2 separate regions of the Homo sapiens genome follow, and region 2 is linked to region 1. The links are chromatin contacts, found by Hi-C or POLR2A ChIA-PET in ENCODE. All regions are on one chromosome and are shown on one strand. Each heading gives the region's core, a stretch centred on a gene start or an enhancer-like site at or near the end of the contact. The rest is flanking DNA. Distances are from core to core; before and after follow the strand shown.

Region 1 (7,010 bases), core at 1,214-3,713:
AGTGCAATGGCATGATCCCAGCTCACTGCAACTTCTGTCTCCTGGGTTCAAGTGATTCTCCTGTCTCATCCTCCTGAGTAGCTGGGATTACAGACACCCGCTACCACGCCCTGCTAATTTTTGTATTTAGTAGGGATGGGGTTTCATCATGTTGGCCAGATGTCTCGAACTCCTGATCTCAGGTGATCTATCCGCCTCAGCCTCCCAAAGTGCTGGGATTACAGGCGTGAGCTCTCATGCCCAGCCCTCAATAGAACTTTTATGCACCAAAAGACATGTAGAAAAACGTTCATATCAACAATACTCATAACTCCCATAAGCCATAACAATGTCTCTTGATAGTGGAATGGATAATATGGGGTATAATCATCAATGGAATACTACACAGTAATGAAAAAGAAACGAGCTACTGCTATATGCAGCAACTTAGATGATTTTCACAACAAAAATATTAAGCAAAAGAAGCCAGCCACAAAAGAATGTGTACCTTAGGATTTCATTTATATAAAGATGACAACCAAGCACATCTATGATGTTTTTAAGATAATAATTACCTTTGGAGAGGAGAGAGAAGATGAGGGCTTCTGGGATGCTACATTATTCTATTTTTTTAACCTGGTGATTTTCAAGTATAATCACTTGAAAAAAACTTAAGAGACCAATTTCTCTTATAAATGTATAGGCAAAAAAATTTTTTAACTTTCTACTATGAAAAATTTCAAGCAAAAGAACAGTATACTCAAATTCCACATATTCATCATGTGACTTCAAGAATGACGAACTCACATCTAATTTTGTTTTATCTATACCACCATTCAGTCCCTCTCCAGCAATGGATTATGGATTATTCCGAAGCTAATCCAAGATATCTTTTCATTTTTTGATGCAAAAATATTAAATAAAATTTTAGCAAATAAAATCCAGTCTCATATTAAAAGAACAAACCATTATTGACAAGTATGGTTTATTCCCTCAGGAATACATGAAATTGGGAAATAGAGCAACACAAATCAAAGAAAATTTTAAAGAGAAAAAAATAAATGAAAATAATTGTAATGGTCAAAAGCCCTTAGGAAAGAGAAATAAAAACTTGATAAATCACAGTAATTATTTATTCAGACCATACTACGTACCTAGTACTACACTTTGAACATACTTAAAGAACATTTGCTCACTTAATCTTCATAATGATTCCATGAAAAAGAAACTATGACAGCTTTTTTCCACAAATAAGGAAACTGACTCAGAGATTAACGTACCCAAGTCAGAGGCAGAGGCAGGTACTTCTTACTCCACAGTCCATACACTTGCCACCTGGCTAAAATTATTTGCAGATGACAAAAATGCTCAACTAGAAAAAAGACGTCAATTTATAAGTTATATGTAATGACATGAGTACAATGAAGTGACAGAATAAACATATATATTTTTAACTTCTGTTCTTGTCAACTAAGTAAAATTAGGAACAAAAAAGGAAAGGGGGAGGGGTCTTATGCAAAAAAAAAGTCACGATTTACAACAAAAAGTATTAACTATGTAGAAATAAGCATAACCAGAAATGTCCAAGATACGTATGGAAAAACACTACAGATAGTCAAACAAATAAAAATATTGGGTTAATAGAAATCCATCACATGTTCCTGAAAGTGTTGTATCTAGATCTACATCAATTCTACCCAAATTAAAGCAACCACTTGATGAAACTGCAGCAATTTAAAAAACTCTCAAAGAGCATGTAATATGGGAATACGAAGTTGACAAGATGTTATTAAAGACGAATAAAATTATACCAATACCTAGACACCTGATCCCAACATTAAACATGAAATACACTAAACCAGAGTTATTTTCTGGAGGAGTATTTAAAATGATGGGGATGTTATTACTTGGGTCGCAATGAACCTGAAAACCCATTTTCTACAGAATATACAGCAGCAGGGAAGCAAGGGGACCAGCAGACCCCTTTTTAAGTACGCATGTGATAAGCAATGAACACGAACTGCCCAGAGCAGTCTCCAACACTGACACGATTCGCTTCCCCACCACGACGCCCTAGCGCTACTGTGCAACGAAGACCTCCCAAGCACTGGTTCCAATGCGGAGACCATGGGCTCCCAGACTCTGGGAACTCCAACACGACTGCGAAACGAACTCCGAGCGAGGACTCCCCGAGAGCTCCCCGCAACACGGACCTCACGCGCTAGCGAACAACAGAAAAAAAAAAGCGCGCTCTCCCTGCCCCTGAAACATTCCCAGAAGCCCACGCAGACCAGACCGATGACCTGTCTCCACTGCTGGAGGCGAGTCAGGGACCCGAAGTCTCTAAACACTCGCCTCTACCCGCCGCCCCGCGAACCCCACACACTGCAGACGCGACACTCGCAAGTTTCGGGGATGGCGGCCGGCGAGGGCCATACTGCGTCTTTCCGGAGACACGGAATACGGCACCAGCCGTCCCTTTATGATGCAATATGTCTGCGCCCAGGGGACGCTTGCTGGGAGCAGCCATTTTCAACCCTACTGCCGTAGAGCAGGCGGAGTCCCTCTTTTCGCGCCTTAAGACAGGTAGGTTCTGACGATGAAAAGCAATTGAAAACGACCCATTTCACCCTTTTTCCAGTCCACGTGAACTGCTAGATCTTGGCTTTGCAACATTAGCCAGGGGCGCTACATAAACTGCTTAGTTTCTCAAAGGCTCAAGCCTGCCCTGATCTGTCTACAGGATGGGTAGAGATGGTCACAGACATTTAGGCACTTTGATCCTAAGAAGAATGGAAAGAAACCATGTGGCGCGGCAGTCTTACAGGAATTTCAAGAGGGAGGGACCTGAGCAACAATCGGAGGGGTTATTACTCCTGAGGATGCATCTGGCTGGAGAAAGCAGCCTTTGAGAACTGCCTAAGAAGTATCTTTACATCTACATCAGATGTAGCCTCAGAGGAAGGAGTCAGTCATAGAATGGATAAAACAACCGCGTGTTAAAGCTTTGGTTATAATTGGTGTGGAGAATGGAGAACACAGTTGATCAGCAGTTGACAAAGTGGGGAACCAACACGAAAACAGGGCTCTCTCACCCTGGAAAAGCCAAAGGCAGAACAAGCCTTTACATCCAGGAAGGTGGGAGCAACTTGAAATCAAAACTCTGAAGGGGAGATGATTCTGTTCAATACTGAAACTCAGCTGATCAATTAACTGATGAATTCTAGCACCAAACCTGCTCCCTATAATTTTATAACCAGCCTCAGAGAACCTTTAAAGGGATTGATCATTCACTCATTTATCCAGCGAATGTTTATAAAATGCCTAATGTGTCAAACACTGTTGTGCGTGCTGGGAATACAACAGTTGGAAATTCAGGCACAAAGACTCTCATTCATGGAGATTACATTCTACTGGCAATTTCAGTGTGTGAGCTAAATTGAGTGGTGCTAACTGTTGACTTGGCTGGTTGACTGAAACTTGGACTCAAAATTTGCCTACACTAAATGAAGTTTAAATGCCAGAAATTTCCTCATATATTATAAAGTACCCAAAGATAAATGGAGTTTGGAATGCTAGAATGAATTTATCATGTAAAATCAAGATTACCCATACCTCAAATATGTATTCCAGTAGCATCTAGAAGACAATCTCTTCACTGACACTGATCTGGTCACAGGAAATAGAGATATACTACTGTAAGATTATTTTATTATACAGTAAGTGATATAATGTCCTTGAAGTTAGAATGATAAGTTCATGATTTTCTTTCAGTCAGTTCAGGCTACTAGAAAAAATACACCATAGACTGACTGACTGCCTTAACAAACATTCATTTCTCACGTTCCAGAGGCTGAGGAGTCTCTAGAACTGGACTCTAAAACACAATCAAGGTGTTGGCAGGTCTAGTGTCCAGTGAGAGTCCATTTCCTGGTTTATGCATGGTCATCTCATTCTGTCTTCACATGGCAAAGAGCAGAGAAAGAGAAAACAAACTCTCTTCTGTGTTGTCTCATAAGACACATAATCTCATCATGAGGGTTCCACTTTCAAGATGTAATTACCTTCCAAAGGTCACACTTCCTAATGCCATCCCTTAGGGATTAGGACTTCAACATGTAAATTTGGAGAGGACATAAATATGCAATCCCTCACAATGATGTATGCTATAAAATCTCAAGGAATCAAATGACAAGGATTTACAGTTAATAAGCCAACAAAGGAGACAATATGTAATATAAACACACTCAGCTACTCTAAGGGAAAGCAGAAAAAGAAGAAAAGGAGAACAAAGAAGACATAGAATAAACAACAAATAGTAAGTTAGTAATTTAAACCTAAAAACATCAATACATTGAACGTAAATGATCTAAATACCCCAGTAAAAAGACAGAGATTGTTAACTGGATAAAAAAGGAAGGCCCAACTGTATGTTGCCCACTAAACACCCACTTTAAATATGAAAGCATAAATAGGTTAAAAGTAAAACCATGATAAATAAAGATATGAAAGATATAACAGGGAAAAACCCATGTCAAATTATTAGAGGTTAAAAATTACAATTTCTGAGAGAAAACATACTTTGGATGGGATTAATGACAGATTAAACACTGTGGAAAAAAGATTAGTGAACTGAAAGACATAGCTATGAGAACTATAAAAAATGAAATAATGAAGGGTAAAATAATAAAAAGCATGAACATCATTTTCATGTACATATGTGTATACACAAAAAGATTTGTGAACTTGAACAAGGCAAGAGATACAATCTAAACTACAAAGAGAACAAAAGCTAACCCCTACCTTGGCCCCCGGAGTAAGAGATATCATTCTGAGGAACACCAAGTGGAAGCCTCTAAAACTGCCCCCCTCCCCAGCCAAACTCTATGATCAAGATAGTAAATGAAAAACAATATTGTGGGAGGGGTAGTGAGGTTTATAAGATATAAAAAAGTAAAATATATTTCATATCTTGTAAACCCTACTATACATATTAGTGCAGGGAGCCAAAGGCCCATGGGACATGACAAACTCAGCATTCCGCTGGAGGCTATATGATCAAACAGCAAACTGTTTATCATGAATGCAGGATGTGGGCAAACTCACACTGCCCTGCCACCATTGCCACAGTTACCATATTAACAGGGCTTTTCCCCTGCACATGTTCACTAGGACTTAAGCTGTGACTTGCTGTGGAAGGATTTTCCACCTTCACTGAATCCCCCCGTTTCTCCCTTGAGTGTATTCTCTTATGTTTAACAAGGCAAGACATATAGAAGTAAGCTTTCTCACACTCATCACAGCCATAGGGTCTCTCTCCCGTGTGAGTTCTGTGATGTACAATGAGCATTGTCTTTGTAAGGAAGGCTTTCCCACAGTCACTGCATTTATAGGGTTTCTCTCCTGAGTGAATTTTCTGATGTCTAATGAGTCCTGACTTCTGTGAACAGGGTTGCCCACATTCAGGACATACAAAGGGAGTCTTTCCTGTATGATATCTCTGATGTGCTACAAGGCAAGACTTCTGGCTGAAGGCCTTGCCACAGTCAATGCATCCATAAGGTTTCTCTCCAGTGTGAGTTCGTTGATGTATGTTGAGATTGCCCTTCTGAATGAAGCCTTTTCCACATTCACTGCATGTATGAGGCTTCTCTCCTGTATGAGTTCGCTGATGTACAACGAGTAGTGATTTTCTGGAGAAAGCTCTCCCACATTCGCTGCATTGATGGGGCTTAATTCCCGTGTGAATCCTTTGATGTTCAGTAAGCTCAGATTTCCTGGGGAAGGCTTTCCCACATTCACTGCACCCGTATGGTTTCTCTCCTTTGTGAGCTCTCTCGTGTTCAGTGAGCCTGTACCTCTTGTAGAAGGCTTTCCCACACAAGCTACACCCGTGGGGTTTCTCTCCTCTGTGAGCTCTCTCGTGTTCAGTGAGCCTGTACTTCTTGTAGAAGGCTTTCCCACACAAGCTACACACGTGGGGTTTCTTTCCTGTATGAATTCTCTTATGCTCAGTGAGCTGAGACTTCTTGAGGAAAGCTTTCCCACAGTCAGTGCATTCATGGGCTTTCTCTATGTTGTGTGTTTGCTGATGTTTAAGGAATTGTGACTTGGTGCTGATGGGTTTTCTACTTTCAGGGAATTCAATTTCCGTAGGCATTTGTTCATGATTATCATGGAGAAAAGCTCCATCTCCATTAAACTCAGCAGGCTCCTTTCTGTTGTATCTTCTGCTCTGGTTGGTTAAACCTAAATATGATTTCAAAGTTCTTCCGTGTTCATAGCGTTGTCCCGTCCTCTTCAGTATTTTTTGGTTTTGCAAGGGCTGCTGCAGATGATCATCAGCTTTCTCAATTTCTAAGAGAGAGAACAATAAATCCTTCCATGATCATCACACGGAATAAAACTGCTTCAAAGATGCCTTGGGGTTGGCTGGCTTTTTACTGGAACCCCTATAATACCAACATGGAAGGAATTCCAAGTATAAGTGTTCCCTATCTGTTAAAAAAACTTTTAAGAATTGTAGTTAAATACATATAAGATAAAATTTGCCAGCTGGGTGCGGTGGCTTATGCCTGTAATCCCAGCACTTTGAGAGGCCAAGGCGGGTGGATCACAAGGTCAAGAGATCAAGACCATCCTGGCCAACATGGTGAAACCCCATCTCTACTAAAAATACAAAAAAATTGGCTGGGCGTGGTGGCACGTGCCTGTAGTCCCAGCTACTCAGGAGGTTGAGGCAGGAAAATCGCTTGAACCTGGGAGACAGAGGTTGTAGCAAGCCAAGATCGCTCCACTGCACTCCAGTCTGCCAACAGAGCAAGACTCCATCTCAAAAAAAAAAAAAAAATTTGCCAGCCAGGCACAGTGGCTCATGCCTGTAATCCCAGCACTTTGGGAGGGTGAGGTGGGAAGATCACTTGAGCCCAGGAGTTTGAGACCAGCCTGGGCTACAATAGGGAGACTGTCTCTACAAAAACTTTTTTTTTAATTTAAAAAAGAATAATCCTGAGTAGGGAAACAGCAGACAT
Region 2 (6,708 bases), core at 2,407-4,906, 180 kb before region 1:
CCCCATTTCAAGGGAGTGACTGCTACCCATCTCCAGCTAATTGCTGCCTTATGGAAATGCGATCTCTGTGTTACAGCTCTTCCAACTTTGTAAAAAAGAGATGCCAAACGTTTTATTTGACATTCCAAATTTTATATGTTGGCAACTGGTTCATTTTCTTTTAAACACTTTCCAGGCCAAATATAACACATCCCAGGGATGGATTTGGGTCATAGGCCACCAGCTGGGGTCTCCAGTTCAAGTTGGATCCTGGAATTCATTGTACAAATACTTACTGAGCACTTCTAAGACTGAGGGCCCTCTCCAGGATCCAGAGGACACAGTGCTACAGAAGAACATGTTTATTTACTTACGAGACAGACATAAGTGATCATCATCTATATATAAATATATGTAATTGCAGACAGATGAGAGCTAGGAATGAAATGATTGCGATGAGAGACAAAAACAGGGAACTTGGTTAGATTTGTGGTGATGGAAGGATGATTAGGAGAAGGAAAAATGTGCTAAAAACAAGCCAGCATGTGCAAAGGCCCTGAGGTGCTAGGGAATGTGGTGGTTTTCATATTAAAGGAAATGAGGCCAGGCACGGTGGCTCATGCCTGTAACCCCAGCACTTTGGGAGGCTGAGGTGGGTGGATCACTTGAGGTCAGGAGTTCGAGACCAGCCTGGCCAACATGGTGAAACCCCATCTCTACTAAAAACACAAAAATTAGCCAGGCGTGGTGGTGCACACCTGCAGTCCCTGCTACTCGGGAGGCTAGGGCAGGAGAATCACTTGAACCCAGGAGGCGGAGGTTGCGGTGAGCCGAGATCGCACCACTGCACTCCAGCCTGGGTGACAGTGAGACACTGTCTGAATAAAATAAAATAAAGGAAATGAAAGGTGGGCAGTAGGGATGGGACAGGGAGGGAGGGGGAACTAGGCCAAACCATGTAAGACCTAATAGGCCTTGGTGAGGAATTTGATCTTTATCCTCCCCTTCTCCCCCCAACAAGCTACATGCAGGTGATGTCCAGGAGGACTTCCATCCTGGAGAGATTCAGGAGGCAGAAGAAAGGAGACTTAGGGACTTGTTAGCCTTCAACTACAGAGGGCGGGTGATGAGAAGAGGAGCAGAGAATATGGTAATGAGAGGGGTGAAGAGGGGCCAGGGAAGGGCAGATACCATGACAGTACGTCCTGTGAGCTAGGGCCAGCCTAGCCCTAGCCAGGCTAGATCAGAATGCAGGACCAAGGACCAAGCCCTGGGGGAAGGGCTTTACTACACAGGCCGTCCTCCCCTCCACTCTCCAGGATCCTTTGAGGTTGCCTTCCCTGATGCTGCGGAGAAAATGAAGAAGGTCATTACACAGCTTAAAGAAGGTAAAATACACTCCATCTCTCCTTCCCCAGACACACACACACACAATTAGAAAACCCCACTTTTGGCCGGGGATGGTGGCTCACGCCTGTAATCCCAGCACTTTGGAAGGCTGAGGCGGGCAGATCACTTGAGATCAGGAGTTCAAAAGCAGTCTGACCAACATGGTGATACCCATATCTACTAAAGATACTAAAATTAGCTGGGCGTGGTAACGCATGCTTGTAATCTCATCTACTCAGGAGGCTGAGGCAGGAAAATTGCTTGAACCCTGGAGGCGGGGTTGCAGTGACCCGAGATCGGCACTCCAGCCTGGGTGACAGAGCAAGACTCCATCTCAAAACGAAACCCACTCCTGAGACCCCCCATCCACTCCCCGTACAATCCCCTGGCCCCATCTCTGAGCCTCAGACCTTGAGGGACGACTATTTCCCCGCGTGGACCATTTTTGATCTGGCCCCGCCCCTTCGATGAAAGGTTTCGTCTCCAACTGAGCCCCTTTCCGGGACTACTACTAACCTGGCCACGCCTCTTCTCTAACTGGGCCACCACCTTAGCCTTGGTCTCCTGCAAGGATCGCCCAGGATCTAGCCCCGCCTCCTCGGTGGAATACACCTGGATTGCCCATCCCCATCAGGGCCTACAGAAAACCAGTGTGTTTCCCTCTAAACCCCAAGTAGAAGGCTGGCAGCAGTCCTGGGCCTGACCTCCTAGTGGAATGCTCAGGCTTGGCCCCGGCCCCAGGTGGAACCCAGCCGGCTTGACCCCGCCCCCAGGTTATGACGAAAGCTTGGCCCCGCCCCCTCGGAGCAATGCTTCGGGCCTTGTAACATTAGCTAGGGGAGCATCGGGCAAGGGTTCTTCCCATGACTGTAAGGTAGTGATGTTTCCTCTTCCTCCACAGCCCAGGCTTGCATCCCTCCCTGCGGTAAGGACTTCATCTAAAACTTGGAAATTGCGGGGTAAGGGAGGCGGTCGGGGACGAAACGTACGACATCAAGTGTGGGAAAGCGGGTGGGCTTCACATCCTTAGGAAGCCAATAAGATCCCTGGAGAAAAGGAAGAAAACCAAGTATTGCTCTAAATCCTCAGAAGGTGTGTGTGAGAGCCGAAGCAAACCAATAGGAATCCTAGAGGGCGGAGAGGAGTGAGAGTCGGCCAAAGACAGCAGGGAGGGCGGGGTCAAGATGCCACCTGGCCGATGGACCCCGGGAAGCTGCATGGATCTCAAATGGGCCAAGGGCCCCGGGCTTGGAAGGGCAGGTGGCGCCTAGACCCAGCGTTCCCGCTCCACAGGTCTCCAGGAGTTCGCCCGGCGTTTCCTCTGCAGCGGGTGCTACTCTAGGGTCTGCGACCTCCCGCTGGACTGCCCAGGTGAGGGGGCGGGGCCTCGGGGTGCAGGAGGCCAACCTGAGAAAAGGGACCAGAGCACCGAGGGGCATAAGCTGGTGGCGAGGCCAGACGTGGTCGGGGCCCAGCGAGTGAACCCTGCTCCGTCTTCAGTTCAGGATGTGACAGTGACTCGGGGCGACCAGGCTATGTTTTCTTGCATCGTAAACTTCCAGCTGCCAAAGGAGGAGATCACCTATTCCTGGAAGTTCGCAGGAGGAGGTGTGAGTCGGGGCGGGGCCGGCGCGAAGAGTTTAGACGGGCGAGTTAGCCTTCACTAGAGGTTGGGGAGTCAGCTTGCGGGGACGGGACTCCGGGAATCTCCGTCTAGACACAAGCATCAGCAAGAGGAGGGTCGCGGGATTTAGGGGAGAGCTCGAAGATCAGAATGCAGGACCAAGGACCTGGGGCGATGGCTCACGCCTGTAATCCCAGCGCTTTTGGAGACCAAGGCGGGAGGATGGCTTGAGCCCAGGAGTTTGAGACCGGCCTCGGCAACAAATTAAGACCCCTCCTCTGCCAAAAAATTTTAAAAACAGCCGGGGCGTGGTGGTGCACGCCTATAGTCCCAGCCACTGGGGAGGCTGAGCGGGAAGACTGCTTAAGTCCAGGAGTTTGAGGCTGCAGTGAGCTATGATCGCGCCACTGCACTGCAGCCTGGGCGCCAGAACGAGACCCTGTCTGGAAGAAAAAAAAAATACATAAATAAAAGCAGTTTCTAGGGGTAGGTTATGCGTAAGGGTTTAAGGAGTGAGGGGAAGGGGTGCGTTTAGGGCAGGGGAGCGAGAAGGCTCGGGGGCGGGCTCAAGGCTCAGGGCCAGGACTCCAGGGGGCGTGGTCTGGCTCGGGGGGCGGGGCTTGTAGGTTACTCAGTGGCAAGCCGGAGTTGAGGCGTTTAAACCCGCGTGTCCCGCAGCTCCGGACTCAGGACTTGTCCTATTTCCGAGATATGCCGCGGGCCGAAGGATACCTGGCGCGGATCCGGCCGGCTCAGCTCACGCACCGCGGGACGTTCTCCTGCGTGATCAAGCAAGACCAGCGCCCCCTGGCCCGGCTCTACTTCTTTCTTAACGGTGGGGCGGGGCGCGGCCGCGTGAGTGAGCGGGGTCGGGAGAGGGGTGGGGCTCGTGCCTGGCTGACGTGCGCGCCCCCGCAGTGACGGGCCCGCCCCCGCGGGCGGAGACAGAGTTGCAGGCCTCGTTCCGGGAAGTGCTGCGCTGGGCGCCGCGGGATGCCGAGCTGATCGAGCCCTGGAGGCCCAGCCTGGGCGAGCTGCTGGCCAGGCCCGAGGCTCTGACGCCCAGCAATCTGTTCCTGCTTGCAGTCCTCGGGGCCCTCGCATCAGCGAGTGCGACAGTGTTGGCGTGGTGAGTTCTGGGGACTCCGGAGCCCCAGCATCTAGCTCCCCGCTGTCTCAGATCCCACCGAGAAGTCTGGGTTCCCAGCAACCTCCAACCCAGGAGGTCAGGCTTTCAGTTCCTCCTCTCTCAGACCCACGAGTCCAGGTCCCAGCCCCTCTTTACTAGCCCAGGAATCCAAGTCCCCAGCCCCCTCCTCCCTTAGATCTAAGAGTCCAGGCCCCCAGCCCCTCCTCCCTCAGACCCAGGAGTCCAGGTCCGCAGCCCCTCCTCCCTCAGACCCAGGATTCCAGGCCCCAAACCCCTACTCCTTCAGACCCAGGAGTCCAAGTCCCCAGTCCCCTCCTCCCGCAGATCCAAGAGTCCAAGCCCCCGGACCCCCTCCTCCCTCAGACCCAGGAGTCCAGGCCCCCAGCCCCTCCTCCCTCAGATCCAAGAGTCCAGACCCCCAAGTTTCTCTTCCTTCAGACCCAAAAGCCCAGGCCCCCTGCCCCCTCCTCCCTCAGAACCAGGAGTCCGGGCCCTGTACACCTTTTTGACCCTGGTGTCCAGGCTCCGGGACCTAAGTTTCTAGTCACCAACCCCTCCTGTAACACACATACCTCTTTGTTTCCCCAGGATGTTCTTTCGATGGTACTGCAGTGGCAACTAACAAAGGTATCTTTCCTCCTTCCCTATCCTATTTCCATCCTGAAAATAAAGAATATATTTCAACTCTAGATTGTTTCATCTCCGAAGGTGGTCACTACTAACTCAGGTAGGAGGAGGTGCAGCAAGCCCACACATGCCCAGATGAATATGGCCCGCATAATGACAGTGATAGGCATAGCTATCCCAGTGCAAGTTAGGTGGGAACCCAGATACCCCCTCAGGTTACTGGCTGTCTCCTTGACATTTCCATCTGCAGAAGGCACCCTCAAATAGAGTCCTCCATGTTGCCCTCAGAGGCTGTTCCTCCCCAAGGCTTTCCTCCTACCAGAAAGAGCAACACCATCCACCTAGCAGTTCAAACCAGAAACCTTGGAATCTAACTTCTCCTCCACTTCCAATTCATTTTCATTTCCAACCCTCAGACTTTTTAACTCCTAAATATCTCATGAAGCTGCCTTCTCTGTGGTCCCAGTCACCCCCACCTCATGTCTGGATCACTGGAGCAGCCCCCCACCACCTCCTTGGCCTCTCTCCACTGTAGCCCATTCTCTACATACCAGCAGGACTTGTTTTATTTTATTTTATTTTTTTGGAGGCACCATCTCACTCCAAGGCCCAGGCTGGAGTGCAGTGATGTGATGTCAGCTCACTGCAACCTCCACCTCCCGGGTTCAAGCGATTCTTCTGCCTCAGCCTCCCAAGTAGCTGGGATTACAGGTGCCCACCACCACACCCGGCTAATTTTTGTATTTTTAGTAGAGACAGGGTTTCACCATGTGGCCAGGCTGTTCTTGAACTCCTAACCTCAAGTGATCCACCTGCCTTGGCCTCCCAAAGTGCTGGGATTACAGGCGTGAGCCACCAAGCCCGGCCAAGGACTTAGGTTTTAAAGTGTGTCAGATTGGGTTACTCCTCTACCCAGAATCCTTTAGTGACTCCCTGTTGCCATTGAGACAAAATCCAATTCCTTGTCAAAGCCTCAGAGGTTCCACAGGTCTGGCCTTTGCTGACCTCACCAGCAGCCTTGTCCCATACCCCTTTCCTCCTTGATCTTGCCACCCTGCGGTTTTTCTCTGGCCTTTCCTCCTTCCTCGCATTCATCATGATACTTCTTGCCCTCTCTAGGGTCTTGGTTCACACTGTTTCCTGCCTAGAATAATATTTTCTCCTTTTTTTTGTCTAGTTAACTCTTATGATTTCCCCTGAGTAGCCATTACATCTATTAACCCCGCTAATCCCCTTGACAAGTCTGCGCGGCTGGCACTGTATTGACTTAACTGACTCTACCTCTCCCTCAGGCCCCTTGCTACTTTCCAGCCCCAGTGGCCTCCTTATTAGGTCCCTGGAACATGCAAGTCTCAGTCCCATTTCCAGGCCTTTGCTGTGCTTCATACTTGAAATGACTTTCCTCTGAGTATCACAAACCCACCTCTCTCATTGCACAGATCCCAGATCAAATGTCTCCTTCTCTAACTACCTCTCTCTCCCTGTTTGACATTGCCCAATTTCACCTTGTTCACTGAGCTCATCTGGACCTAATGTTAACTCTTTTTTTTTTTTGAGTTTCGCTCTTGTTGCCCAGGCTGGAGTGCAATGGTGCGATGTCGGCTCACTGCAACCTCCACCTCCCGGGTTCAAGCGATTCTGCTGCCTCAGCCTCCCGAGTAGCTGGGAACACAGGCATGCGCCACCACACCTGGCTAATTTTGTATTTTTGGAAGAGACAGGGTTTCGCCATTTTGGCCAGGCTGATCTCAAACTCCTCACCTCAGGTGATCCACCTGTCTCAGCCTCCCAAAGTGCTAGGGGATTACAGGCGTGAGCCACCGCTCCCAGCCGTTAACTCATTTTTTAATTTGGTTTTGCCTTTCCTACCTGAAAGGGAAGCTCCTTTTGAGCATGTACTCATTCTTGTTCACTGGTCTATTTCCCTTTATTGATTTGC

Evidence for each region. Hi-C counts contacts between places; a loop is a spot of excess contacts on that map. ChIA-PET counts read pairs that join two places held with the same protein, here RNA polymerase II (POLR2A). Pooled maps may share reads with other maps.
Region 2: a loop to region 1 is called in a map with no recorded cell type, with 3 times the contacts of the local background. The contact joins the enhancer-like site here to the promoter of ZNF649-AS1 in region 1. A Hi-C loop is called at or near these places in 1 of 37 single-sample maps with no recorded cell type and 4 of 50 pooled maps. POLR2A ChIA-PET finds 5 or more read pairs at or near these places in 1 of 52 experiments (RWPE1).

What each region holds. Positions count from the first base shown.
Region 1 is chr19:51,885,562-51,892,571 of GRCh38, forward strand. ZNF649-AS1 (ZNF649 antisense RNA 1) reads left to right here and starts at 2,464. Exons shown (of 3, transcript NR_110733.1): 1 at 2,464-2,565. It overlaps ZNF577 (zinc finger protein 577), which reads right to left and starts at 2,390. Exons shown (of 6, transcript NM_001370449.1): 1 at 1,260-2,390. ZNF649 (zinc finger protein 649) reads right to left here. Exons shown (of 5, transcript NM_023074.4): 5 at 3,674-6,336. The coding sequence ends at 5,057. RefSeq lists an enhancer at 1,663-2,514.
Region 2 is chr19:51,700,360-51,707,067 of GRCh38, forward strand. SPACA6 (sperm acrosome associated 6) reads left to right here. Exons shown (of 9, transcript NM_001316972.2): 3 at 1,299-1,367; 4 at 2,270-2,293; 5 at 2,662-2,739; 6 at 2,869-2,978; 7 at 3,671-3,827; 8 at 3,911-4,121; 9 at 4,731-4,831. The coding sequence ends at 4,764. Among named protein-coding and RNA genes, the nearest start is that of SPACA6-AS1, 10 kb to the left of the region's middle. RefSeq lists a silencer at 3,808-4,007. Within about 2 kb of position 3,657, at least 35 of the 41 ENCODE cell types and tissues checked have a DNase peak (open chromatin) inside an H3K27ac peak, as active enhancers do.